Regions from separate parts of the Homo sapiens genome. Here regions 2 and 3 are each linked to region 1. A link is a contact called in ENCODE Hi-C or POLR2A ChIA-PET data. All regions are on one chromosome and are shown on one strand. The core of a region is the stretch at or near the end of the contact, and the rest is flanking DNA. Distances in the headings are between cores, read along the strand shown.

What was found. Hi-C counts contacts between places; a loop is a spot of excess contacts on that map. ChIA-PET counts read pairs that join two places held with the same protein, here RNA polymerase II (POLR2A). Pooled maps may share reads with other maps.
Region 2: a loop to region 1 is called in a map with no recorded cell type, with 6 times the contacts of the local background. The contact joins two enhancer-like sites. A Hi-C loop is called at or near these places in 1 of 168 maps with a recorded cell type or tissue (HepG2), 4 of 37 single-sample maps with no recorded cell type and 7 of 50 pooled maps. POLR2A ChIA-PET finds 5 or more read pairs at or near these places in 5 of 52 experiments (BJ, HepG2, T-cell and 2 more).
Region 3: a loop to region 1 is called in a map of PC-9, with 10 times the contacts of the local background. The contact joins two enhancer-like sites. A Hi-C loop is called at or near these places in 7 of 168 maps with a recorded cell type or tissue (CD4-positive, alpha-beta T cell, CD4-positive, alpha-beta memory T cell, CD8-positive, alpha-beta T cell and 4 more) and 11 of 50 pooled maps. POLR2A ChIA-PET finds 5 or more read pairs at or near these places in 6 of 52 experiments (CD8-positive, alpha-beta memory T cell, HEK293, Panc1 and 3 more).

The regions. Positions count from the first base shown.
Region 1 is chr11:96,009,101-96,014,178 of GRCh38, forward strand. The region is part of intron 2 of MAML2 (mastermind like transcriptional coactivator 2); the gene reads right to left. Among named protein-coding and RNA genes, the nearest start is that of MTMR2, 88 kb to the left of the region's middle. RefSeq lists an enhancer at 2,937-3,540. Within about 2 kb of position 3,116, at least 17 of the 41 ENCODE cell types and tissues checked have a DNase peak (open chromatin) inside an H3K27ac peak, as active enhancers do.
Region 2 is chr11:96,132,017-96,137,094 of GRCh38, forward strand. The region is part of intron 1 of MAML2 (mastermind like transcriptional coactivator 2); the gene reads right to left. Among named protein-coding and RNA genes, the nearest start is that of MIR1260B, 210 kb to the right of the region's middle. Within about 2 kb of position 2,740, at least 3 of the 41 ENCODE cell types and tissues checked have a DNase peak (open chromatin) inside an H3K27ac peak, as active enhancers do.
Region 3 is chr11:96,096,040-96,101,117 of GRCh38, forward strand. The region is part of intron 1 of MAML2 (mastermind like transcriptional coactivator 2); the gene reads right to left. Among named protein-coding and RNA genes, the nearest start is that of MTMR2, 170 kb to the left of the region's middle. RefSeq lists a silencer at 1-40. Within about 2 kb of position 2,917, at least 11 of the 41 ENCODE cell types and tissues checked have a DNase peak (open chromatin) inside an H3K27ac peak, as active enhancers do.

The sequences.
Region 1 (5,078 bases), core at 1,866-4,365:
ATATTGTTAGATGTAATATTAATGTGCAATTGACTAGCCATATAGGTCATATGGAAGGAAGAACAATTCAGTTCCTTTAATCACTTAATGCTAACGATGGCCATTCGCATGTATAGCAGTCCTTCTGCACCTCAGCGCTGCAACTTTTCCTTTACATCTTCATTAAATCTAAATATTTTCTCACGTATTTTCTTTACCTTGATCTGACAGCTGGGTTCATGGCTTTTCCCCAGATAATATGCCATTCATTCAAACACCCTACTATTGCTTTCTATACCAGGAAGGTGCTAATCTTTGAATTTAACTGGGTCCTGGTCATAAGATAAAGTGGAATGGTTTCTTTTTTATATATAGGGAAAGCACTAAAGATCTGAATAATTTAGTTTATTTCAGTAATTTAACTATATTTGTTATTTACAAAGAAATCAAGGAGAGACTATTGGTATGTGGTGAATAACTTCCAGTCAAATCTAACATTAGTAGAACCAACTGTGTACTTACTACTCTACTGCACTGCTCTTCAGAAGGTAGAAGAAAACAACGTAAGCATTGACATATATCTTCACTTCTTAGGGAAGCCAGGAAAAGCACAGTTATTTACCTGTAAACATTTGTTACAGTGAAGGAGGGCTGTACTGTTTCTATTTAAATGCAAATAATAATTCACAATGTTGTGTAGAGAGTGATTTATTTTGATACGTTTTCCCCCTAGCCCTAGGATTTTAGGTCAGCTACTAGAAATATTGCCCAAGGACATCTGTTCAAGAACCAATTTTACAAAAAGGTCATGTATTCCTTAATATAAGTATCTATGGTCAAGGATAAAAAACCAATCAGGCCTAACAGGATTTATAAGGCGTGGGTTATGAAAAGATGTTCCTTAGAGGGTTGCAGTTCTATGAACTGAATCAGGAACAATTTGGAGCTTCGGGAATGATCTACTTACTGCAAACTGTAATATGTCTTAAAAGACCAAACCAATTATAGTTATCATTATCATTATAAACCTTCTGCTTTCTATCTTAATTATATTACTCCATCATAACTTCAACAGATAGATACTGTGTTCAGAGAAAATTTACATTCTATATCCTAATTATATATGGATACATATTTAAACATAGAAGCAAGACTTTGAAAATTAAAGTGTTTACAAGTTATACACTGTGACTATTTCTAAGAAAACTGGATTACTATTTAGAGATTTATATAAAAAACTGATTTTCCTGTGTGGGAAGATTTAGAGCAAATCTACTAGAAGATACAGGGGCAGATTGGCCATTCCCCAGTCCCTTCCTACTTTTATATGTAGGGGACACTTAACAAGAGACAGGTCCTTGGGTTAGACAGAATCACTTCTGGGATCAAGTGGAACATTCATAGTTACCTGTAGACCAGGTAGGGGCATAGGATGCTGACAGAGGCTACATTTTAGATTTCTTGAGGTACAAACAGTCCCTACTCAACTTCCCTGATTACAATGTAGATGAGTTAAGAATAGTGGCGAATGAAAAAAGAGAGAACAATAGAGACACATAGTATTTTGAACCAAAAAGTTATATACAGATGTAAAACACAAGAAAAGTTGCTTCATGCAGACACATCAAAAAACTATAGCAGATTGCATTTGTTAGAAAGAGAGAGAAAGAGAGACAGAGAAATATTTTTGCCTGGGGATAGTAAGCATAATCTGAGAATATCACTAACAGTTTTAGTTGTTCTATATTAGTACTTTCATATAAGTATATATTTTAAAAGTAATTTCATGATGATGCAATTATGTTTAGAAGAAATTCAGAGTTTTATAAGGTCACTTTAATCCAGAAAAATATTCTTTAAAGTTTAAAAATACTGTTTTTTTCCTCCTTTAAAATGTTCCATTGATATTTTATTGCAGTAAAATATTCAAAAATGGTTATGCTTACTATTTCTCATCAGTCAGAATGGCTCTTATTAAAAAGTCAAAATATAATACATGTTGATGAGGTTGCAGAGAAAAGGGAATGCTTATGCACTGCTGGTGGGAATTGTAGTTCAGCCACTGTGGAAAGCAGTTTGGAGATTTCTCAAGGAACTAAAAATAGAACTACCATTTGACCCAGCAATTCTATTACTGAGTATCTACCTTAAAGGAAAATAAGTCATTCTACCAAAAAGCCACCTGCACTTATATGTTCATTGCAACACTGTTTACAAAAGCAAAGACATGGAACCAACCAAGGTATCTACCAATGTTGAATTAGTAAGAAAATATGGTACATATACACCATGAAATACTACATAGCCATAAAAAAGAATTAAATCACGTCCTTTTGTAGCAACATGGATGCAGCTGGAGGCCATTCTTGTAAGTGAATGAACACAGAAAGAAAAACCAAATACCATATGTTCTCACTTATAAGTGAGAGCTAAACATTGAGTACACATGGACATAAAGCTGGGAACAACAGACACTGGGGACTCCAAAAGGGGGAGGGTGGGAGAGAGGCTGGGGCAGACAAAGTACCCATTGGGTACTATGTTCACTATTTGGGTGACGGGATCAATAGAAGCCCAAACCTCATCATCATGCAATATAACCATGGAGCAAATCTGCACATGTACCCCTTGAATCTAAAAACAAGCAAACAAAAAAATGGTTATATAAAAGTCTGCAAGCTGTAATCAATGACAGAATAAATGGAATTTTTTTTCTTAGCCTTTAGGAAAATGCCAAGACATATTCCCACCTCTCACATGAGTTGGTGGTTTAAGAATTTGGTTTGCAAAACACAATTTAATATTTTATTTATAGAAGTCAAGAGAAATGGTAACAATTTAAAATTTTGATTCTTGAATATCTGTGCTTGTTAAAAAGAAAAGGTGTGTGGGTGTGTTGAAGGGTTTTTATTCCATTACTACCATAAAATCTACTTTTATTTACGTCTTTTAGAATCAAACTTTTAAAACATTTGCTAAAATTTCATAAATCTCATATGCCAAAATTCAGCTGAGCCAAACTCTTAGTTACCTGTTCTCCGTTTTTGAGCTGCAGTAGCATTTGGTAAACAGAATGCCCAGAACCTCCTCTGAAAGCACCACTAGCAGGCACTGTGAGAGCATTTTCATTCAAGTTCATTCGACTTGGGCAAAAAGAGAACAGCGGCTTACATCAACTGAGGATCAGTGAACACAATCTCATAGCAACAGACACCAAAACAGTCCCTCATTACAAGCCTTGTCCAACAATCAAGTCTTTAACGAGAACAAAGGTTGACAGTGATTAATCATTAAGCGGTTCCCTGTTCCTTGCTGCACGTGTTCACAGCAGCCTCCTACAGAGGCAGTCTGGCATATTTCCTGTCTCTGTGCTCCACTGTGCCATGTCTGAAGGGACGCCCAGGCAGCCTTCTCACTATTTTAATTTCAAATGCTACAAACATCTACAGAGTCTCTATGTGCACATGTCTTGACTTTTATTCTGAGCCTGGCAGACTCTGAATGGATATAGGGAGTATGAACATAATAAGCCGTTAACTCCACATCTGCTTACTAGATTATGTTCAAAGACAGTATAAGAAATTGATTAAACACTGTTTTCTAGAATAAACCTTTGAAATCTGTTTGTTTCCTTAAGCAACACAATGATAAGTTGCTATAATTTAGTTGTGCAGTGAACAGAAGATACCTTCACTACTGTTTCTACATAAAAATAGCTTCTGTGTTGTCAAAGCACCATGCTTTGACAAGCAACAAAAACATTTTCAGAAACCTCTTTCAAATAATTCTGTTTCACAAGGCAACAGAATTATAAAGTCAACTAATGCTGCCACCATTTTATTCAATGTTCCCTTTTCCTGTGTCTTTTTTATGACCTGTCTGGGCATTATCTATCTTAGTTGGTCATGCAATAGCATATGTATTCACCTTAACAGACTAACTTGGAGGGTTTTTATTTTCTCTCTTTCAACATGTACATTTCACTGATGACCATGTTGCCTGTAAACTGCTAGGAGCTCAGGTGAAAAGAGAGAGTTATGAGATACAGATTTCTGAGAGGTGAGGGGCAAGGGTTAATTGAAATTTTTAAAATGATCAAGGGAAGTAGGTTATGTATCAACAAACATATTGTTTTTCCAATAACAAATGTCACATTTAAGAACAACAAAATGAGATAACCCTAAGCATTCTTTGTATCTATTCACTTCTCTCTTCAAAGTAATCAGAATTAAGTAATGTGAGGTCTCCAGTAGCTCATGTAGTAGATTATAACTAGTCCATCTACAATATAAAAGCTAAAGTATAAAATCCAACCACAAAGTGATACAGGACTGCTAGGAAGGGAAGAGTGTGGTCCCTTTAAATGACATGGAATGGGGGAAGCAAAGTACTGGGTAGAGAAAGGCAGGTCCCTGGCAAGGGCTCCACTCCAACGACCTAGGTGAGGACAGGCACTTCCTGCCCAAATGTTGCATTTCCCAAGACCACCTGGGCCTGCCACAACCCCATCCTGGGCCTATAAAAACCCCAGACCCTAGCAGTAGACACAAAGGCAGCCAGACGTCGAGAGGAGCACACTGGCAGAGGAGCACACGCACAAGCACTGGCGCCTGCAGGCCGTCAGCAGGACACTGGCGGGACGAGGTGGGGCTGTTGGAGGAGAGCCAGGGCCACCGAGCAGCCCACCTCCAGGGAAAGAGCATCTTCCTTCTGGTTCCTCCATCTGCTGAGAGCTACTTCCACTAAATAAAACTTTGCATTCTTTCTTCAAGCCCACGTGTGATCTGATTCTTCCTGTACACCAAGGCAGGAACCCAGGATACAGAAAGCCCTCTGTCCTTGTGATAAGGAAGGGGATCTAATTGAGCTGGTTAACACAAGCCACCTATAGACAGCAAACTAAGAGAGCACGCTGTAACACATGCCCACTGGGGCTTCAGGAGCCGTAAACATTCACCCCTAGACATGGCCGTGGGGTCGCAGCCCCACAGCCTGCCTGTATGTATGCTCCCTTAGAGGTTTGATCAGCGGGGCACTGATGAAGCGAGCCACTTCCCCATCTCACACCCTGCGAGGGGGACAAGGGAATCTTTCTTGTC
Region 2 (5,078 bases), core at 1,490-3,989, 120 kb after region 1:
AAAAATATACTAAAAAGCCAATGAATTGTACATTTTAAGGTAAAAATTTCCTAGTGGGCAAGGATCACATCTGTCTTGCACAGAAATAGAATACATAGCTCATGGTGTGTGCACGTACATATTTTGTTCTCACCCATGTCACGTGCAGAAAAAGATCTCCAAAAAGTTAGCCTATGAGCAGGAAATTAGGAAAAAATGAATATGCAAAATGAGGTGAGGCATTTGTTGCAGTACCTTTTACCCTTTAATTCATTTATTCAACAAATAAGTTATTAAGGACCTATTGTGTGCCAGGCCTGCAAGGTAGTAAGGATTCAGCAGTGAACAAGACAGACAATAGTTTGCCAGAGTGCATGCCCTAGTAAGTCTAATTACCTCAGAACTAACCACATTTAGATTTTAGATATCAAGTACAAACTGGCAAAGATAGTTATTTTTGCATTTATAAAGTTATAGAGTAATTCTTTGATTTACATACTCTGAAGAAACAATATGTGAATGACAACAGAAAGGTCAGCATGACAGTAACAAGAAAGTAGAACTCAAAAATAGGAATCTGTTCATGTGTGTTTGCCTTGTTCACAGACAGATATGAGTCATTCTGCAAACATAAACCTATAGTGGAGATGGATATAGCGTGTTCTTAGCGTTCTGACAACAGCCATGACAATATTTCTACCAAATACTGTAGCTCTGATTCCATATCTAACAAGTAACTTACCTTGTAATTTGTCCTCTCTACCTGTAGGAAAGGATTAATTCATCAGTGTATTTGGGTGTTCTGGACTGCTGTATGTTACAGTTCTCATTGTAAAAGTCCAAGTGGTATTTGGGCTTATATATTAGTCTCTTCTGAGTTTGGCAATGTGAGCTATTTCTGAAAGTTTGATAACATTTATATTAAATTCTGTAACATGATGACCATGCCCAACATACTGCTACTTTCTGATGCTTATGGATACAATATTAGAGTAAAAATTAAAATATGTCTACTTAAGTGTTACATCTCATTCAATAATATATAGTGAGTGCCTTCTTCATTGCATGATATCTACAAGGAGATATGTGGATACAGAATGTGTAAGAGAAAACATCGCCCTCAAGTAGGCTTTCCTGGATAAAGATATTTCTTGATAACTTTTATCCAAGGTACTTAAATTTCAAACATAATGAACACATTGAAAAGGAACCATTAAAAGAAATCATTCTATTAATATAAAATAAATATATTCCTGTGTCAGTGTTCTGCAACCTATATTCTGATTTCAATTTTTGTTGAATGCCATTTGGGAGAATGTAGATCGGTAAGCAAAGTAAAATATATTACATTTTCTTATCATTTTTTATTAGTCATTATTATCATTTTCTTATCGATTTTAAAATTTCGCAAGCACCCAGATCTGCTATTTTTCAGCCATTTACATGTCTTCATGCATGGGAGTGGTAGCCCGTATACAGTCATTACACACCTGGATTATTTTCCCTATGAAAGACCTGTGTGAACATTCAGCCTTCTCTTGGTCAATCGACTTGGCAGAAAAACAGTTTAAGAAAATAAAAATATTAAAATATGGAATATTAATTGAAATATATTTTATGTTTTTAAGAAACATATTTGTACTTCAGATGAGGAGTATGAGAATACAATAGAAACCTTTAAAGGCTGTGTATATTACCAGATAAGAATGGTTTATAGGCCAGGCATGGGGGCTCATGCCTATAATCCCAGCACTTTGGGAGGCTGAGGCAGGCAGATTGCTTGAGCCCAGGAGTTTGAGACCAACCTGGGCAACATGGTGAAACCCTGTCTCTACAAAAAATACAAAAATTAGCTGGGCGTGATGGCATGTGCCTCTAGTCCCAGCTACTCAAGAGGCTGAGGTGGGAGTATCACTTGAGCCCAGGAGGCAGAGGTTGCAGTAAGCTGAGATCATGCCACTGCACTCCAGCCTGAGCAACGGAGCAAGACCCTGCCTCATTGAAAAGAAAAAAAAAAGAAAACAGAAAAAAGAAAGAAAGAACAGTTTATAATTAGACATTGCTGACAATTATTCTTTGTAGTTGTTTAGTGCTTTATAGCTCATAAGGTCTTTGTAATGGTTCTCTAAGACTTCTTTACATTCTATTAGTCTCTGAATATGACTTACTGAAGATTATACAGCTAAGTGGCAGGACACAGGACTCTATTTTTTCCTTTAAAGTCCTTATTACAAAATAAATACAAACTACTTTGTTTACTTGTTTACTGTGTTTCTCACCTATTGTGTTACTCACCACTACTAAAGTTCCAGGTAAGCAGGCACCACACCTGCTTTATTCCTCATTGTACCCCAATGCCTGGAATAGTCCTTGCACATAATACATTTTTGATGCATTTTTAATGAATTAAGGCAAGATATCAAATGTCTCTGATTCTAGTGCTTTCCTCCTTATACAACATTAGTGAGTACTTCAGGATTCTGGGATTATTTATTTGTTTAGAAGATCATGCTTCCCATATATTTGAAGGCAGTCAAACTCTTGTTCAAATACTATACTGAAATAAAAAGAGTCAAAGAAGTTTTGCTGTATGTAAATTAGTCTATACTTCTTTCCTTCAAATTCTATTCAACATGTCCAGCTACTTGATACATAGAAATTTTATAATAATATTCTCTACTTTTACTTACCACATTGTGGTAAAAAGTAAGTGGCATGTTTCAACTAATCCAGCCAGTATTGCTTTTATTTCCTCAAGCTAAGAGGGGTAAACAGAAATGGTTACCATGGAAAGTCATAAATACCACTGACTGCTATTTCCTCATTTGCTACTCTATCATGTATTAGGAGAATAAACCAAACTCTCCTTCTAAAAGTCGAGTTGCAGGCATGTGTAGGGCATTACATCCAGAGCTTCTGCAGTTCATTAGATTGCCCAGCTATAGCAGAAGTAGGGATGATAATAACAGTGGACACATATTGAGCATTTACCCAATGCCTGGTATTGCACTAGCAACATGCTATGGTTTGAATGTGCCCCACAAAGTTCATGTGTTGGAAACTTAATCCCCAAAGCAAGTGTTGAGAGGTGAAACCATTAAGAGGTGATTAGGCACAGTCCTCATGAATGAGTTAATGCTGTTATTGTGAGAGTGAGTTAGTTATCATGGGCGTGGGTTCCTAATAAAATAATAACTTTGTCTCTGTTCCCCCTTTATCTCTTGCCTTTCCATCTTCTACCACGGTATGACACAGCAAGATGGCACCTTACAAGATGCCAGCCCCTTGGACTTCCCAGTCTCCAAAACTGTGAGAAATAAATCTTCATTCTTAATAAATTACCCAGTCTCAGGTATTCTGTTATAGCAACACAAAACGGACTAAGACAATACATTATCTCATTTCATCCTCACACCAGGCCTATCAGTTAGGCCTGATATTTCTTCTTATTATTACACTTTTACAGAGGAAGAAGCTGATACTTAGAGATGTTAAGTTTTTAAAGTTCACTCAGCTAGTAGGTGGCAGAAGAGAGGTCCCAATCCAAGGCTTTTTTTTTTTTTTTTTAAACCGTGGTAATGATTTTATAGTATTTTTGTGCTGGAAATAGATAACTGAATGAAACAAAACTGAATAATTACTTACAGTAAAGGTCAGCTTTTTCTTACAATTTGTGTAGCTTTATTTCCTAAAAATTGGCATTTTTTTCCTATCTTTAGAGGAGTGATTCTTCTGGCTCGCTGCTCAAGGCTGCATTCTTAATTCCTAATAGTGACATACATCTCTGAACCTGGGAGGTGGAGGTTGCAGTGAGCCAAGATCATGCCACTACACTCCAGCCTGGGCAACAGAGTGAGACACCATCTCAAAAAAAAAAAAAAAAATTATATTGAAATTAACTGTGGACTCCTTGCACCCAGCTAAGAGCTTGGGACACAGTAGATACTTAATAGATTTTTGTTGAAATGAATTAATTTTGAACTAAACTTTAGTAACTAATCCCATTAAGTGAAAACCAGCATGGCACCAAGCCGACCTGCACTGAGGTGCCAGTGAACTCAATTATACGTGATATGTAAACACATCTAGGAATCAACGTTTTGATCTAGAGTATGAAGAAATCCAAGACTATAGGTAGACATAAATTATTTGAAGAAGTCCAGGTTATATCTAAATATAAATCTATACAGTAAGTCACAATTATCTAAACTTTTCCCACTTACCATCAGTTTTCTCCTCTTCCTTTTTTTTCTTTGCAGAATGAGCCGCATAATTGCTTCAATTTGCCACTTCCCTCTGACAGATGTAGTTATATGTATATATGTAATACATACACACATACATACATATGAGTTGAAGTCAATTAAGATAACAACTGACAAGAAATTAAATATTTAAAGATGTTGTTGATTATGTAGTTATCACAAATGTCTATTTAGCATCCCATATTGGAAAGAAAACCCCACCATGATTATCTCATGTTGGCAGTCTTCCCCCACCCCCCAAACTACAACTGCTACATAGTTACTTAGAGCCTTAATTCACAGTTGTTTATTTCCTGCTTTCACATCCAAAGTTGGGGAAAACAGACCATGGTGAATTTCAAATTTCAGAGCTAATAGCATACTTCTAGTATGGTAGGTATTTATTTAACTTTAATATGAGAAGTTAGGCATCTGTTTTTCTTTCAGCTGATGACACAGTTCATTTTCTCCTCAATAATAAAGAAATTTCAAAATGCATGAAAGCCCACTTTTTGCTTCATTTCCTGTAAATAACTTTACACTTACTTCAAAGCTGACCTTTCACTTAGATCAAAATCCCTGTTACTAAGACCTTGCAGAGAAGAGAACTGAATCAATAGGATGAACATTAAAATAATTGTATCTTGCTTTATTTACTGTACCCTGAACATCTTTGAGGGGTTATAATTTCTGGGGATGCCCTGAGCACTTTGAGTGAAGTATCTGCCAAAAATCACATCTGACTAGTGCCTTGTTATTTTTTTCCACTGTTGTTTTTTAAAAAATGCCATCAGGGAAGCTTAACTACAACAATTCTCTTTCAGTGTCGTCAATTTTCCATGAGTTCAGGCAGGC
Region 3 (5,078 bases), core at 1,667-4,166, 87 kb after region 1:
GAGAGTCAGCCATGTTGCTTCTGATTTATTTCAGCATAAATTGCATTTTGAAGGTTCTTTCACAACTAGGAAAGAACAAACAAAGGAGTACATTCTTTTTCCGAATTTGGGTTATCACCTTTGATTTATTTTCCACTGCTTTGAAAAAACCTGTTCAGCCAGATTCTCTCACTGCTCTGGCCACTCCCTGGGCAGTGCAGTATGCGCTCTGGGAAACAGCACTCACACTTTCTTTAGGCTATGAGGAGTGTAGAGACAGTAATAGAATTAGTGATAATTGTATAATAATGAGTCATTTATTGAAGGTCTGCATGTGAGACATCGTACTAAGCACTTTATGTGGATAATCTTATTTAACTCTCACAACTCTCAGAATCTTCACAACTCTATATAAAGTTGATATTATTTCTTCCCCTCCCCGCTTTTGCAGATGAGAAAACAGGTTTAGAGGTTGAGTATCTTTTCAAAGGACAGACAGAGTAAGCAATGAAGTCAGGAATCAAACCACACATTCCCACTGCACAGCCTGTGCTCTGTAGTAAGTGACACCCTAGGCCCTGACAGAGGTAAATGGTACCTACACCTGTGTCTTCAGGAAGCCAGGGATCTCGTCCCGATTCTTCCATTAATTTGTTTTGTTACTTTAGGGAAAATACTCAACTTTTCTGGGCCACAGTTTTCTTCTCCTTTATAAATGGGATTATCTCTGAGATCATTATCCTGCCCAAAGCCAGAAAATAACAAGCACTAAAGGAGGGAAGTTTGTGTTCCAGGCACTATGTGTGGTGGTGTAAGGTCACCACCAAGCACAGCTGGAGGGATTCCTTAAGATGGGGGACAGAAGAAGTCATGTGTGATTCCATTAGGATAAAAGACACCCATCAAAACTTCACTGGGCATGATACTTTACCAAGAGAATTTTGGGGATAGGCTGTGCCCTGCCTTCTAGAAGTTTTTAATCTAGTTATATCACCGAGGCCCACTGTGAATGCCTACATGCAGTAGGCACCAAGCTACTGGCACCAGCACCATACAATCTAAATGATTCTCAAGGATCACTTTTTGCTTTGAAATATCTCCTTTGCTGGACTAAAATTCTTTCATTAGATACATGGTTTGAATTATGGTATAGAGTCTCTCAAGATGCAAATACTCCAGAAGCAACAGAGGAGGAAAACAGTCAATAATACCTCAAGGACAAATAGCTTATGAGAAAATTCAAAGCCAACTTACCAGAACAAGAATAAAGCTCTAAGGGAACAAGACCTAACCAGGGGAATGGTAGAGAATAAAGGCAAGGGTTTAAATAGAGAAGGATGGGGGCAGGACTATGGGAGTTGGGAGCTCCACACTGTGGACCTTTTGGGTGGCTGGAAGAAAAGAGAAGGGAGAAAGGAGAAGTATTAGGGTAGTAATATCCTGAGGGGCTGCAGGGCCTGAATCTTCCAGAAAACAGTTAATGATACTGGAAAGGTAAAGGGAAGGATCTCCAAAACAAATCTTTCACCCAAGGGCTGACCTACCAATTAGGCATGGGACACACAGTGCCCAGGGCTCACAACAGTTATAGAACAGAAGGAAAAAAATAAGATTTTAGGTTAAAGAACTGTTTCAAAATATATTAATTTATCTTTTTGCCAACACGGTCATAAAATATAATTTTTAATATTTTTTAAGGAATAAGGGGCTTCAAAGGCAAGGGTACCTATGTTCTATGAAAGCCTCTCACCTCTTAACTATTGTATACTGAAGGCTTATTCTAGGCAGGCACTCTGTGGTGTAAGTCCTTGTTTAATCTCATGGCTCTCTGAGGCTTGTGCTCTTATATACCCATTTCATAAGTGAAAAAATTGAGGTTCCTGACATTAAGATTACACAGTAAAGATATGGAGGCAGGATGCCAGCCCAGACATGTCTCGTTCCAAAGTCCTAATTCTGAACCACTAGCCATACTGCTGTCTTCCCTTTCGGCCTCTACCTTGCCAAATGCTGACAGTGTGCTGGACACAGATAGCCCAGACAGCCAAGACAAAAGTCCAATAGAATGAAGATGCCTTGTGAGCACAGGGCAGAGGTAAAGGCATTCGGGACACAGGGGGTTGGATGGCAAGGAGAGAATGATGACATCACTGGTGGGAGGTTGATGGTGAAAGTTCAGGCCATCACTCCTGAGGCTCCAATATAGGAGAGGAAAGAGACAAAGGTCATTCGGTCAGTCAAAAAGATTTACTAAGCACCAGAGAGAGTTCTGAACCATATCCTATCAAATCATCCCTGGCATGAGGGAAAATATGCAGATGATTAAGCCAGCAGCAGGATGTAAAGGCTTCCAATCAGCACTACACTCAATCTTTGCACTTTTCCCACTACCTAGGTGGGTGAGAAGCATTTTTTATTTTGCATGATAAATCTGTGCCCCACAATTACGTTTAATTCATGAGACTGTGCATTTAATATCACCCTTTCACTGGCCATCCGAGGAAGGGGCTTGTTTTGGGAATGATTTTCAACAAGGGAAGTCCAGTCTGGTTTGCAGATGACACAGAAATCACTGTACTTTCTTTTGCTGAGATCCAGCAAACTGTTTCTTTTCACTCCCGTCCTTGTTCTCATTCTTCCATTTGGACACCTAGATGCTATTTGAGGCCTGCGGTCTCTGCTGGGGAAAGGCATAGGCCTGTCCGGGGCAGGGTTCCAGACACAGTAGCCTGCCTGCCCCAACAGCTGGGGTTGAAGGTATGAGAACGCCTAGGAACAAGGAAAATCCTGCACAGCAGAACTGGGGCTGGGGTCCTCAGTAAACTGCTTCTTTTTAAGTAGCTATGCTTCACTTTTCCAAAAGACTTGAAACATAAACTTTCTGGAGGGATTTGAAAATGCCATTATTGCACAATCCTCTGGTTTCTGTTTCTTCCCCTGCCCCCATCCCTTTCCACAAAATAAATGCATTCTTTGTCTCCGGTGCTGCCCTAGAAACAGGGAATGTGCCACACAAAGGTAACAATTCAGTCCATAGGTCACTTTTTTTCACCCCAGGTAGACTTCTGTCTTTCTCAACCAGGCATAAACACAAGAACCAAATCTGCCACTGCCTACATACTCAAGGGAATATCTTGGTTCCATCATCTGCAAACTTTCCTCGGGCTATTTTACTCATGGCTGATTAGAGATAGGACTGGGGATAGATAACATTAGAAAGAGACCAATCCGAAAGCTAATATATGACTCTTGATTTGATTCTTGAAGTAAAAATGTTTAGGATCCAGGAATAGTAAATTCTAGCTCCTCAAGTACTTGGAGGTGAGAGTAATTCCTTTCTGCCTTTCCAGTCCTAGCACAAAATAGGTTTGTCAGGCTTTTTACTAAACACAGAAAGAATCTTCACTTCTTATTTGGCCCTACCAAGATCTGAGCTTCCTTGTATTACTAGATATTATTTTATGGCCACACAGTAATTAGGTTTGCCCAACCAGATTTTAAGCTCTTTGAGGGTGGGCATTCATTGCCTTATACTTCTCCAAGTTTCTTTCAGTACCTACCACAATGCTGGGCATATTCTAGGTGTTTTAATAATTATTCGTTGACCTCAGTGCCTGGGAAACGGGATCCTTCTAACTATTGAGTGGGAGCAGTAAAACAATGCTAAAAAGGAGGTTGTGGGTTGTGGGGAATATTTTCATACCAAATTCACAAGCAAATTAATGGTTCCACCAGAATTTTGCTTCAGTGATTATTTACCTTTTGTTTTTACTTTTTTAAAGACATTTTTATACATTTTTTAGTAGAGATGCAGTACTGCCATGTTGCCCAGGCTGGTCTTGAACTCCTGGGCTCTAGCAATCCTCCTGCTTCAGCCTCCCAAAGGTTATAGAGATTACAAGCATGAGCCACCATACTTGCCCATTGATTATTTTCCTTTAAACTCTGAAGTCACGAGAATGTGAAGCCCTGAGAACCGGAACTGTGAAGAAAATGTATTGTCACTCATGTGAACCAGAAGTGAAGGGGTGTATGAAGCTTTGTGATGGACACAAAGTGTTGTTGCCCCTCCTGATGGGACTGCAAAGCTGGGATGCAAGTTGAAGCCCCATCTGGACTCCATGCCCTTCCTGGGTGAAAGCACTGGAGCAGACATGGAGCCAGGGCATGCTTCCTTATGAATTTCAGTAACTCGTACTTTCACTCCTTCAAGAAAACATGTGAGGTGTTTTTGTTTGTTTGTTGTTTTATGTTTTAGGGTTTTTTGTTGTTATTGTTGTTGTTGTTTTTCTTTCTTTTTTTTTTTCTTGAGATGGAGTCTCACTCTCTCGCCCAGGCTGGAGTGCAGTGGCACGATCTTGGCTCACTGCAACCTCCGCCTCCCAGGTTCATGTGATTCTCCTGCCTCAGCCTCCCGAGTAGCTGGGATTAAAGGTGTGCACCACCACATCTGGCTAATTTTTGTATTTTTAGTAGAGACAGGGTTTCACCATGTTGGTCAGGCTGGTCTTGAACTCCCGACCTCAAGTGATCTGCCTGCATCGGCCTCCCAAAGTGCTGGGATTACAGGCGTGAGCCACCACACCTGGCCTTTTTGTTGTTGTCTTTAGTGTAAGGGTCAGAGGAGGCATATTAGATCTTTCTAGAAAATTTGTTCCATAACTTTGTTCCATAAGGTTTGGACCCTGAGAAATGTTACTAGTTTAGTCAAAATAGCTTTTTTTTTTTTCTTTTTTTTTTTTTCTGAAACAGGATCTGGTTCTGTCATCCAGGCTGGAGTGTAGTGGCACAATCTTGGCTCACTGCAGCCTCAACCTCCCAGGCTTAAGTGATCCTTTCCCCTCAGCCACTGGAGTAGCTGGGACTACAGGAAAGTGACAACACACTTGGCTGATTTTAAATTTTTTTGTAGAGATGGAGTCTCACTATGTTGCCCAGGGTAGTCTGGAACTCCTGGACTCAAGGTGTCCTCCTGCCTTGATCTCCCAAAGTGCTGGGATTACAGCTGTGAGCCATTGTGTCTAGCCCAAAATAGCTACTCTTTATGAAGCCCAAGATAAAGCTTTATATAGAAGCAGGAGCAATGCAAATTCAGGTTC